Regions from separate parts of the Homo sapiens genome. Here regions 2 and 3 are each linked to region 1. The links are chromatin loops, found by intact Hi-C in ENCODE. Cell type or tissue: K562. All regions are shown on one strand.

The links. Hi-C counts contacts between places; a loop is a spot of excess contacts. Peaks named below come from ENCODE experiments on the same cell type or tissue, not always from the same donor. Only the 100,000 strongest peaks of a DNase experiment are listed, where the experiment ranks them.
Region 2: it touches region 1 in a loop (5-fold over the local background); 6 of 110 quality-filtered maps call a loop at or near these places.
Region 3: a loop joins it to region 1, with 4 times the contacts of the local background. A loop is called at or near these places in 31 of 110 quality-filtered maps.

Annotation. Positions count from the first base shown.
Region 1 is chr10:71,809,720-71,813,719 of GRCh38, reverse strand. It overlaps CDH23 (cadherin related 23), which reads right to left. Exons shown (of 70, transcript NM_022124.6): 61 at 3,644-3,900; 62 at 3,151-3,248; 63 at 2,285-2,405; 64 at 2,130-2,209; 65 at 1,967-2,007; 66 at 1,705-1,765; 67 at 1,111-1,240; 68 at 830-952; 69 at 372-476. LOC124902446 (a long non-coding RNA gene) reads left to right here and starts at 962. Exons shown (of 2, transcript XR_007062185.1): 1 at 962-2,228; 2 at 3,095-4,000. RefSeq lists an enhancer at 2,155-2,657. In K562, a CTCF peak has its summit at 1,582 (motif pointing right); a DNase peak (open chromatin) is centred at 1,559.
Region 2 is chr10:71,485,022-71,489,021 of GRCh38, reverse strand. All of the region lies in intron 3 of CDH23 (cadherin related 23), which reads right to left. Among named protein-coding and RNA genes, the nearest start is that of CDH23-AS1, 25 kb to the left of the region's middle. RefSeq lists enhancers at 1,622-2,122, 2,123-2,623. In K562, a CTCF peak has its summit at 2,348 (motif pointing left); a DNase peak (open chromatin) is centred at 2,331; H3K27me3 peaks cover 726 bases.
Region 3 is chr10:71,694,483-71,698,482 of GRCh38, reverse strand. It overlaps CDH23 (cadherin related 23), which reads right to left. Exons shown (of 70, transcript NM_022124.6): 22 at 2,958-3,065. Among named protein-coding and RNA genes, the nearest start is that of C10orf105, 23 kb to the left of the region's middle. In K562, a CTCF peak has its summit at 1,581 (motif pointing right); DNase peaks (open chromatin) are centred at 1,562, 1,849 and 3,713.

The DNA of each region.
Region 1 (4,000 bases):
GGCCAGACTGGTCTCGAACTCCTGGCCTCAATTGATCCTCCCACCTCAGCCTCCCAAAGTGCTGGGATTACAGGTGTGAACCACCGCACCCAGCCGGGTTTCTTAAAGTGACATCACCCCCAAAGGTATGTTCTTGAGGTCTTCCTCTAATCAGAGAAAGACTGCCTTAGAGACTACCCCATTCCTGTGAAAGCCCCCAAAAGCCCAGAAAGCAGATCCTGCTGTCTGACTTCCTGGCCCCCACCCATTGCTGTCTTTGGTCCTGGCTGCAGAGCTCCAGAGACATAGAGAAGGACAGCAGGACAGCAAGAGACAGAGAGCATCCCCAGGCTGGGGCACAGCACACAGCTCCCAGCCACCCAGCCGGCTACCTCAGAGATGGAGGAGTGGCAGGAGGAGGCTTTTTGCACCATCCGCTGTGCAAAGAGCTTTTTGAGCCGCAGGTAATCCTCCAGGACCACCTTCAGCAGCGAGCCCTGGGGGAGGGAAAGGGTTAACCCCCACCAAGGCCCTCCCCTGCCTGCCCCGCCCCTCGCCCACTCCCTCTGGGAGTAAGGGGTACACGGACATCTGATCCTGGTGATCCTAGGGCAGAGGATCAGCGGCAGAGCCTGGAGACAGTGGCCAGCCTGGACACAGGTGGACTCACTCCTGAGCCCTGCCCTTAAGGCCACCGCAGGCTGGAGTAGCCCCCCATCAGCCCTGGTGTTCTCGCCCCAGTGGAGGGTGGGTCTAGCTGAGCCTGGAGGTCTCTACCACCCTGTGTTCTCTGGAGTGGGGTCCAACCTCAGCCAAGGGACTGGGCGCGGAGCCTGCAGGGAAGGCTCACCTTGATTGGCCCCTCACGAATGATCTGGCCCAGCTTGGCAATGTTGTCATACTCCTGGATGGCAGCCCGCAGGTATCGGTCATCATCAGGCTTGACAGCTGCTGGCTCACGCCCAAAAGTTCCCTGGGGAGAGGGGATGTTAGCTGGAGCAGAGGCAGACCCCACACACATGTACAAGGGAGGGGGCCACCCCTTAAAGAACCCAGCTTCTTGGCCAGAGGTTGCAAAGACCCAGCCCCTCCACCCCTGCCCCTTGTGATGCCTGACCGCCTCTGGCTCACATGGGTGCGCGTGGGGCTGTTCCACAGGTCGGCGATCTCACTCAGGTTCTCCGGTAGGTCATCCTCATGCTCCGCCTGGGCGGCCAGCTCCAGGTTCCGACAGAAGGGATCCAGCCACACAGGGTTGGCTCTGCAGTTGGGGAGGGAAAAGGGTGGGGAGGGAGGGAAGGCTCGAGTAGACAGGTGCCCTTCCAGCCTCACCCCACATCCTGCCCATTTCCCTGGCCATATAGTGCCTTTCACTGACTTGGGGTGTGAGGCCCTGGTGCCTGTGGTGCATGCTCCCACCATAGGATCCTGCTGGAACCAGGACCGCATGTCAGTCTGGATTGCCTTTGGTGCAGAGGCTTCACCCTGCACCCACTGCCCAAAGTCTGCATCCCCTGGAACTTGAGGCCCACTGGGGTGGAGAGCCCCTGTCAGCCACGTGGTTTCTGAGGGTGGAGGGAGGGTGAAGGGAGGGTGGCCCGCCCACCAGGGGGCGCCCACAGCCTGGGTTTCGGCAGCCCCAGCGCTGGGAGACTGCAGCTCTCCCCAGCTGGGTCCTGGCAGGACTCCCCGCAGGGGACCGGGCAGGGCCAGTACCCCACTCACCCATCAAAGGAGTACTTGTTGGTGTTAGGCATGTCCATGATGTCGATGAAGCCACGATTCCCTGCAGGGAGAAGGGTTGGGGCATGGAGGGGAGGGGCATAGCCAGGGGTAGGGGTGGTGTTGGGGGGTGAGGGAGGATGGGGTGCGGGGCATGGTCCTGGGCCCAGTGAAGGGCCTGAGCCAGGCTTGTGGCTCCGGTGGGCACTCCAGGTCCCCAGCCCACTGCCTTCTCACCTGTGTCCCCACTATGGCCCTCACTTACCAGCTGAGCCAGCCACAATGGCCTTGAGCTTCCTCTTGTGTCTGGAGAGAAGCAGAGAGGGGCTGGTGAGGGGGGCCAAGCTGACGTCTCAGGCCCTGCCTGCCTCGTGGCCATCCGGGAGCAGGTGGTCGGCCCCCTGATGGCAGGGGTGGGGGACACTCACACAGTCCTGTAGTACCAGTTCATGAGGACAAAGAGCATGGCGGCCAGGAACAGGAGGATAGCCAGGACGATGATCGCCATCTGCGGGAGCAGGACCAGGGTAAGCCCGGGCAGTGGGGAGGGCGGCTAGGGCTGTGGGGCACGGTCGCCGGGTACCTGCAGGGCAGACATGTCATCCGGCAGCCGGACAGAGATGGCAGGCTGCACGTCCAGGACGTTGTAGTTCCGGAAAAGATTCCGTAGCTGCTCCTTGTTCTCATCGATCATCTGGATCACCCTGGGCGAGGGGCAGGGGTCTCAGCTCTCCTCCTCAGCCATTCCCCCACCACCGACAGTCTGCTCTGCTCCTGCCTCAAGCCTCCAAAGTTCAACAACCCCAAGCCTTGCAAGATTGAGGTCCACCGGCTGGGACAGCTTTGTGTTTTACAAGGTTCCTCGAACCTTCATGTAGGATCCTGTTCCATCCTTACAGTGGATGGAATACTCCCTTTTTTTTTTTTTTTTTTTTTTGAGATGGAGTCTTGCTCTGTTGCCCAGGCTGGAGTGCAGTGTGGCATGATCTCAGCCCACTGCAAACTCCACCTGCCAGGTTCAAGCGATTCTCCTGCCTCAGCCTCCTGAGTAGCTGGGATTACAGGTGTGTGCCACCATGCCAACTAATATTTGTATTTTTAGTAGAGACGAGGTTTCTCCATGTTGGTCAGGCTGGTCTTGAGCTCCTGACCTCAGGTGATCCACCTGGCTTGGCCTCCCAAAGTGCTGGGATTACAGGTGTGAGCCACTGCGCATGGCCTGAATACTCCCATGTTACAGATGGGGAGAGGGAGGCTCAGAGGGACAGAGTTGCTCATACCCCCAAACTCTGCTCTCTCTCCTAGCCCTGCCCCAGTCTGGGAGATGGCCCCACACAGTGGGCCTGATGGTGTGGTCTGTGTCTCCTTTGGTGTGTCCCCTCCCCTACTCCAGGGCAGGGAGGCAGGCAGACAGACAGGCTGACAGTCCAAACACAGGCCCCGACTCACCGGTCCACGTCCAGGATGCGGTTGGTATCGCGGTTCACCACGTGGATAAGCAGTTCTGTCTGCGCAAAGTTCACCCGGCCCTTCTTGTCCACATGGAACTAGATGAGAAGGGGTATTGTAGGGTGTGGCCACCACAGCAGGGGGCCACAGGGATGGGCAGGCCTCTTTTAGGAACCCCTTCTGCCCTTCCCTGCAAATAGACCCTTCACTACTGAATGTTTGAATGTTTGCTGAGGACCAGGCACGGTGCCAATCACTTCATCCACACTTGGCCAGGTACTATTTATTATTGGCCCCATTTTATGGAAGAGGAAACTGAGGCCCAGAGACCTGGGAGAACTTTATCAAAGCTGCACTGATAGGAAATGACTAAGTAGGGACTATACTGCCTTTCACGCCCTGGCCTTTGCACAATGCCCTGTCTCTCCTTGTGGCCTGGCCTCCCCTTCCTTCTCCCTCCACTGCCCCGGCCCCGGGTGGGCCCATGAGGCACCTGCACATTGTCAGTATTGACAATGGCCCCAGTGATGTTGGAGAGCAGGTGGATGAACTCCTCCTCGAAGCCGCGCACACGGTCGGGGATCTCGTTAATGACGATCTTGACGCGCTGGTCGTCCCTCAGGATGTAGATGCCGATGATGGCCGTGTCGTTGTGGCCTGCCAGGTCTCGGGCCACAATGTCCACCACGAAGTAGCCGGGGCTGTAGGCCATGAAGAGGTCGAAGGTGCGCAGAATGCCGTCCATGCTCCCTGCAGGAAGCCCAAAGGCGGGGTACGGCTCAGAGACTCAGTGCCCCGAATCCCCAGGAAGGGGCATGAGCCCTGGGGTAGGTGGGCACATCTAGGGGAG
Region 2 (4,000 bases), 320 kb after region 1:
CAGAGTATTTTAAAGGCAACCAAAGAAGAAAAACAGACTACCTTCAAGGTACCAACATTTAAACTTACAGGTGATTTCTCAATGATCACAGTGGATCCCAAAGTCAATAGACTGAAAGTACTGAAAGGTACTTCAAAGTACTGAAAGTAAATGGCAACCTAGAATTCCATATTAAGCAAAAATATCTTTTAAGAACAAGAATGATACAGACATGTTCAGGCTATTTAATTAGTCAATGCCACTAGGGATAAGTAGGAAAAAAAGATGAAGAAAGAAGTTCAGGTGAACAATGTAGTGAGTTGCAGGGCACATATGTCCCGTTTAAGGCAGGGAGCTTTCTCAGTTCCCACTGATTGTTGCCAGGTGCAATCAACAAAAACTGGAAATTCATGTTTGCAAGAAACATTTCAATGTTTAAGTCTTAACAATCAGATGTTTAAAGAAACTCTGAGTGGGTCAAACAAATCAAGGCTGGGAACAGAATGCAGCAGATGGATCATGGGTATACTATCGGTTTGGAGGGATGAAATGATTGACAAGTCAGATGGACCAGGAAAAGGGGTGTTAAAGTGGCCAGGGCAGCACTAGAAAAGGTTCTGCTGCCAATCTCAGTGACTCAGGTCCAAGATTGGCAGGTAGCCCTCACTCCTGCGCAGAAAGATTCCCATCTTTTTCTCTAGGAGCTGTACCCAAATTTACGGCATCTTGTACTCAGGAGAAGGTGCCAGGCCAAAGTTCCTCTGTCTGGAAAACCTTTTACCTCCTTTCTCTTAGTAAATGCCTTTCCTCCACACTTCCACCCAGGCACCTCCTGACTTTCCCTCCATGCTGCCTGTGCTCACTGGCAGATTCAGCCACACAAAACAACTGTTGATGGTCCATCTCCCACTCTCCTGCAGGCCTGACTATGACCCAGGGCCTGGCCCCTTGAAGGGCACAGAGTTGGTACCTAGTGGACAATAGCTGAGGTTCCCAGAAAGGTACAGAGAGGGGCAGGGGCCAAGGCCTGAGGAGTGCAGATGTTGCCATATTATGTATGCAATGATGGTGTACGCACAGGGTGGATATATTATGCAAGGGCCTCTAGGCTGGATGCATAAGTGGTCATAAAGAGCATTAATAAGCAAAAAATGAGAAGGAAGTAGGCTGTTTTTATGCATGGGGTGGGAGAAGGAGAGAGGTGAGAATAGTAGCTGGCCTGAGGATGATGACTGGTTATCCTCCAAGGCTCACCAGGGTGTCTAGGCATGGGGTTCCCATGGTGGGCAAGACCACTTACAACCAGGGGGTGGAAACAAACTCTAAATAAATAACCACACCATGAATTATTTCATTACCATGGTGATAAGGGCCATACGGAGAAAAGTGAGCAGTTAGGCCCCACCCCACCAAATGATTTAACGATTCTTTTTAAACTTGTGTTTTTAATAATTATTTGATTCATTTAAATTTTATTATGCCATTAATTTACATAATTCAAAATTCAAAAGGAACACAGAGCCTCCTACCCATCCAGCCCTTTGCAAGAACCGCTGTTTGCAGTTTCTTATGTCTCTTTCTAGAGACACGCTTATGTCACGTCCATGTAAGCAAGTATGTATGTGCATGTACAGCTGACCCTTGAACAACACGGGTCTGAACGGCTTGGGCTAAGTTCTCAGGGAGTCAAAAGTTATATGAGGATTTCTGACTGTGTGGTGGTCAGCACCCCTAACCCCCACATTGCTCAAGGGTCATCTGTATACACATATACACACTCATATATATTTATATACACTTTATTTCTCTTTTTTACACACGTAGTAGTCTACTGTCTTGCACTTTGCTATATCTCTGACAGTAGATTTTAGAGATAAAGGAAATGACGTGTGAACTTGGACCTGGAGGATGAGTTGGAGGTGAGAGGTGAGAGAGCAGAGAAGGCCATTCCAGGCAGGGGAAACAGCTGGTTCTAGATGCACCTTGGGGAGGTGGGGGAGGCCAACAGGGGAAGGGGTACAGAGCATATGCCTGGCCCAGGGTTGTGTCCCTCCCAGTGGGCAGTCTGTGCCCAATGAGTGATTGGTGGGAAGGTACCAAGGCCTGGCTCTCTTGCTCAGCAGGGATCAGCCCCTCCCCAGGGCTCCCCAGAGGGTCGGCTGAGGCCTTTCCAGCAGCTGCATTGCAGCTCCACTTCTCCCTCTGCCCAGTCCTGCTCCCTCACTCCTGCACACCCCCGTAAGCCTCCTGCACAGCAATTTCCAGCTCAGTCTGTCTCTAGAGACCCTGGCCTAGGACAATGAAGAGTAGCCCAAGAGTACAGCGCTGGAGTTTGACACACCAGGTCAGGTCCAGCTGCGCCCCCTACTGACCATGCAACTGTGGCTATGGCCTGAGCCTCCGTTTCCCATCTAGAAAATGAGGACTATGATACCTGTCCTACTCTGCTGGAGGTCTGGTGTAAGATGATATTTGGGGAAACCCTGGTAGACAGTGATGTCACCTTATGCCACATTACTTGCAGCTGAGCCCCTGTCATGTGTCCCCTCGAGCCCCTGTCATGTGTCCCCTCATAATCCCCGCCTCCTGCCCCCACTCTAGGCTGGCCTGTGCTACAAAAGCACCAGGCTGCTCCCCTCCTCTCATCCCATCTTTCCCAGTTCAAGGCCCACCCCCTCCAGGAAGCCTTCCCTGATGGTCACACATTCATTCTTCTGCCTCCCTTTCCTCTGTAATCCCAGAGTGCCTAGAGTCTCCACCAAATAACCTGTTCATTCAGTAATTCACATCAAAACATCCCTAGATGCAGAGGAGACAGGGACTAGTACCTCTGGAAATAAGGACCCCAAAGAGGCAGACCCCAAAGATGAAATTGATTCAGAGTCTTGTGTTTAATAATGTCTTCGCAGCTTAATTCTCCCATTTATCCATTCAATAAGTTGTCACTGACATCTACATAATGACAGGACAGGCGTGGCTCCAGGAGCTTAGGGTCAAGTGGGTCTGACCTGAAAATCTACATAAACTCTGTCTTCTACTCCAAATATATTGATGCTTCTTTTAATATAAAATTTTTCTTTCTCCATCCATTTGCAAATAAAATTAGTCCCCCAGGAAGATAAGTCAGACTTCTCTGTGGCTTCTCAAGTGCCAGCTGGGCATGAGCATCTCAGACTGAGACGCCTGGACAACCTCCTGTTCAAATGTGGCTTTGTCATAGAATTGGAGCACCCTGAGGGCAGGATGACACCCATCTGGAGTAAGGGACTCCAGCATGACCACCCACAATGGCAGATGTGCCTACCTGGCAACCACGCCCATCCCACCCCACACTGCTTCTCTGCCCACACAGCCCCAATCTGTTCAGACAGCCAGTGGAGGTAGGACCATCTCCTGCCTCGGGGCATGAATCATTGCTGGGCTGGGGCAGTCAAACAGCCTCACCTGCCCTGGCTGACTCTGGCCAATGAGATGGAAGGGGAAGTTGGCTTGGGAGCAGGTGGGAATATCCTCTCAAACAAAGAGCTTTCAGCTCCTCCTCCCTTGCACCTGCCTGGAATGTCGCAGACATGGCAGCCTGAGCACAAAAGGTCAATGCAGGACGGATGGCCAAAGACAGAAAAAGCTGAGGTCTCTAATGGTGTCATTCATTCCCTGAGCCAACCAACTCTGCAACCACCAACTTTCAGACCACTTTTTATAAGAAAAACACACACCCAGCCAGGCGCAGTGGCTCACTCCTGTGATCCCAGCACTTTGGGAAGCCGAGGCAGGTGGATCACGAGGTCAGGAGATTGAGACCATGCTGGCTAACACGGTGAAACCCCGTCTCTACTAAAAATACAAAAATTAGCCGGGCATGGTGGCACATACCTGTAGTCCCAGCTACTCAGGAGGCTGAGGCAGGAGAATCACTTGAACCTGGGAGGCGGAGGTTGCCGTAAGCCGAGATCGCACCACTGCCCTCCAGCCTGGGTGACAGAGCAAGACTCCGTCCCACAAAAAAAAAAAAAAAAAAAGA
Region 3 (4,000 bases), 120 kb after region 1:
TGGGCCAGCCCCTGTTCAAATATCACCTCCTCCTTCTGTCACCTGAAACTCTGTTAGCTATTCCCTCTGTAGCCACCTCACCTCACACTTTGGCCACAGACCCTACCTCAACCTGGGGCACTGTGAGGCCCTAGAAGTCTCCAGGGGGTCCTCTCCAAGGTAATGAGACATACCCATGTATATACATATGTATGCATATATACATTTTATGGCTATAAAATTGGAAATAATTTTTATAACTTCCTTTTCAAAATATTTGGCTATGACAAACTTGACTAACATATAAGCTTCTTGATTTCTGATTTCCTGGCAATCATCATACGTAACTGGGAATTCCAGAAAATTCTGGAAAATTTTCAAGAATTCTAGAAAAATCTAACCTCCAATTTGTCCTCGAATGTAATGAAATTTTCACAAACACTAAATTTCATAGTTACTAAAGCTGCCATCTTTCATCTGATAGATGTTTCATATAACAAGTTTTAATTTTGATTTTGCCCTTTTATCTTTGAACTTTCAGGTCATCACATTTATTTTTCAGGTCTCAAATACTACCCTGGGGCACCAAAAATCTCCAGCCTGTGCCCACCTGACGCCAGCGGTGGAACAGCCACACCCGCTCTGTACTACAGATAGGGATGATGCGGCTGACTCCTCAGGGGTGACAATGGGGCAGACCCTGCGGGTTTTGTAGGTCTGGCAAGGGCTCTGGCTTTTGCACAGGGTGAGATGGGAACCACTGGGGTTTGAATAGAAGAGTGACATGACACTCCCCAAAGGCAGGCAGGGCGGGAGCTTCCTTTTTTTTTTTGAGACAGGGTCTCACTCTGTCACTCAGGCTGGAGTGCAGTGGTGTGATCTTGGCTCACTGCAGCTTCTATCATCCAGGCTCAAAAATCATCTTGCCTTAGCCTCCTGAGTATCTGGGACCACAGGTGTGCACCACCACACCTGGCTACTTAAAAAAAATTTTATAAAGGGGGTGGGGATCTTACTATGTTGCCCATACTGGTCTCAAACTCCTGGGCTCAAGCGATCTGCCTGCCTTGGCCTCCCAAAGTGCTGAGATTACAGGCGTGAGCCACTGCACCTGGCCTGGTGTTGCTTCCTGTACCCTCAGCCTGACAAGCGTGGGGCCTGGCATGCAGTAGGCATTCCCTGATAGCTCGTGGATTTCCTGGAAAGTGAGGAGGCACTGGGCAGCAGGTCCTTGGTCCATTGTCCATGCCTGCTCATGGCTCAGAAGGACATGTGGAGGGCAGGAGACCTGGTGAAGGGCGGGGGGACCAAAGCTTGCAGATGCCCAAGACTGTGTGCAGTCCTCACCTGGCACACCCACGCCTTGTCTGCCGGGTGTACTATTTGATAACGGCAATCCAGGCTGGTGTCCTGTGCAGCCCCCTTTTCCCAGAGCAACCTTCCTCACCTGCCCCTCAATCCCCTTTGGGAGGAATTTCCCAAAAACCTAAGGGAAAGGTGAGGGTTGACCAGAAGGTGTTCAGAGGTGAGATCCAGCCCCAGCTCTTGGAATCCCTGGCTGGGGTGGGGAGGAGGTTACCCTGGGCCAGTGCAGTGCCCACAAGGCGGCAGCAGAGAGCACCCACCAAAGAGCCTAGAGAGCTGTGTCAAAGGGCGAGGGTCCTGGTTTCTAAACCTGGCCCTGGGCTGGAAGGAATTCCTCTACGGGGCTTTGAAAAAAATCGCAGATTCCAGATCCCTCACCTCTGCCCTATTCCACTGTGCCTATTCCAGTGCCAGAGCCATACTTGGCAGTGGCTCTGGATGGGAGAGGAGGTCAACCTGGAAGGAAGGACAAAGAGGGAGGGAAGGATTGGCCGTCATGCCTATCTTCCTTTCCACATTGTTCACTGACTGGCTGTCAGCTGGTGTGTGGGTGCCCCCTCCCAGAGGAATAAGGACTGGGCCAGGTGGTTTCTAATCCCTTGTCTCCAAGTCAGACAGACCAGGGTTCGAGTCCTGACCGCACCCTTTACTAGCTTTGGGACCTTGGGCAAGCCTTTAAGCTCTAAGTCTGTCTCCTCCACAGTGCAGTGGCAACGGAATCCCTCTGCCTTGTGAGATTACAGTGAGGAGGAGAGAGTTCCTGAGAAGCCCTCAGGGGAGGCTCAGAGCACATCCCAGGTGTTCAGTCAATTGCCAGGATTCATGTCCCCCACAGGGCTGGGTGGGTGGCAGTGGGGATGTTCATGTGGGGACAAGCCTCCTCAAGTAAGGCCACGTGGTGTACAGGGTGGGGGAGGAGAAGGCTGAAAAATGTGGACCTCCCAGCAGAGCAGATGGTGTGGGGGTGGGACCTGGGCTTCCTCAGTTTCCCCAGGATTCTGGTCTCCGCTGGAGATGCCCTGGCTTTGACCGTGTCTCCCCTCTGCACCCTGAATTGTGCACATTCCTGCACATGAGCACACAACACACACAGGGGCCTGTGCAAACCTGGCAAACCTGTGCCAGAAAATTCCTGAGGTGAACAAAACCCCTGCTGGGCAGCCGTGGGGGCCAGCCCGTGGGGGAGGTGACCCAGATGGATGACTGCAGGGGCACAGCAGTGAAAGACAGGTGCTGGGGTGGAGCTGGGGCTTGTGCAGTGTAGGGGTGGGAGCTCTCCAGAGGGGGTGGCCAGAGTCCTGGGCTCTAAGGGCACGTGTGGCTCACAAGCGGAACCGGCCAGAGCTCCCCTGCCACTGTCCCTGGGCTGCCTGAAGCTCCCTTTGACAAAGCCTGAGGCCTACTGACACTGGAGGCCGGATGAGGGCTTTCCCTTGACCTCTGACTGCCTTTCACCATGCAGGAGAACCGCTAGAACTCTATTGCAAGAGCCAGCTCAGAGGGACACAGAGTCCACCAGCCCCATAGGGGAAGGCCCCCTGGAATCGCAGTGGGAGGGGCACAGACCCCTGGGAAGGGCCGCCTGGCAGTTCTGCTGCTCTGCCACCACCTACCGTGGTCACATCAGAGTCTGGAGGGGTCATCTCCACCAGGTTGATGTAGTAGGGTGCGTCCTTCCACGTGGGGTGGTTGTCATTGATGTCCAGGAGGGTGATGTTTACCTGTGAAGCCATAAGGGGCGCTGGGAGACACACCCAGCTGAGATGGGCCAGGGCAGGGCCTGCCAGGGGAAAAGTGCTCAGATGCCCACGGGCAATCTTCGCATTAATTCTGCCAGCTCCACCAACCTTGGGAGCCTTGGGCAGAGCCTGGGCTTTCGAGGGCAGGAAGGAGCCAGGCCGCTTCAGGAGAGAGAGTTCCAGTGTTGTCCCATCAGGAGGCAGTGGAATGGATGTGATAAGCCCTGAAATCCTTGCTGTGACCTGGGGCTTCCCCCATCCCTGCCTCCAGTCTTGGCTGAAGGTGACTGACAGGGTGGGGGATCTAATAGAATCCCTTGAGCCTCCCCGTCTCAGCTACAAGCCAAGCAATTTCCCTGCTCACCTGCCACCAGGTACATTATTTATAGGGCTCTGATTCCTATTAGTAGGAGCCTCCCTTGACAGAGTAGGGCACTGGGGATTTTTCCATCAAATCCCTGGCCACGCGATACCGTCTCCAGCCTCTCTGGCTGGGTAAGGATGGGGTGGCTGCTGCAGACTGGGTGAGGGCCACAGTTTTGAGGGTGAGCCAAAGAAACCGAATGGGGAACAAAGAGGGGAGGTGGCTGGAGTGACTGTCAGCTGGTCCTCCCGCTTCCTCTCCCACAGAGGGCTTCTCACTTCCCCTTTCACTTCTGCAGCCGAGAGCTCATTCGAGGCCCCCACGTTTCGTTCCTCTAGCTTTCTACTCTCTGGGGCACATTAGATGGGGGAGAACAAGCCCCCAGGGACCCTCCAGGGCCCTGCTTCCTGCTCTGAGCTGCTCTTCCTCGCAGGAATGCCTGCTTCTGCTTTGTTGACAGGCACCAAGGCAAGGAGGGGCCTATGGGGCTCATGCCTTCTGCCACCTGCCCTCCTGGATTTTTAGGGGCAGGAGAGAAAGTATTTCATTTTGC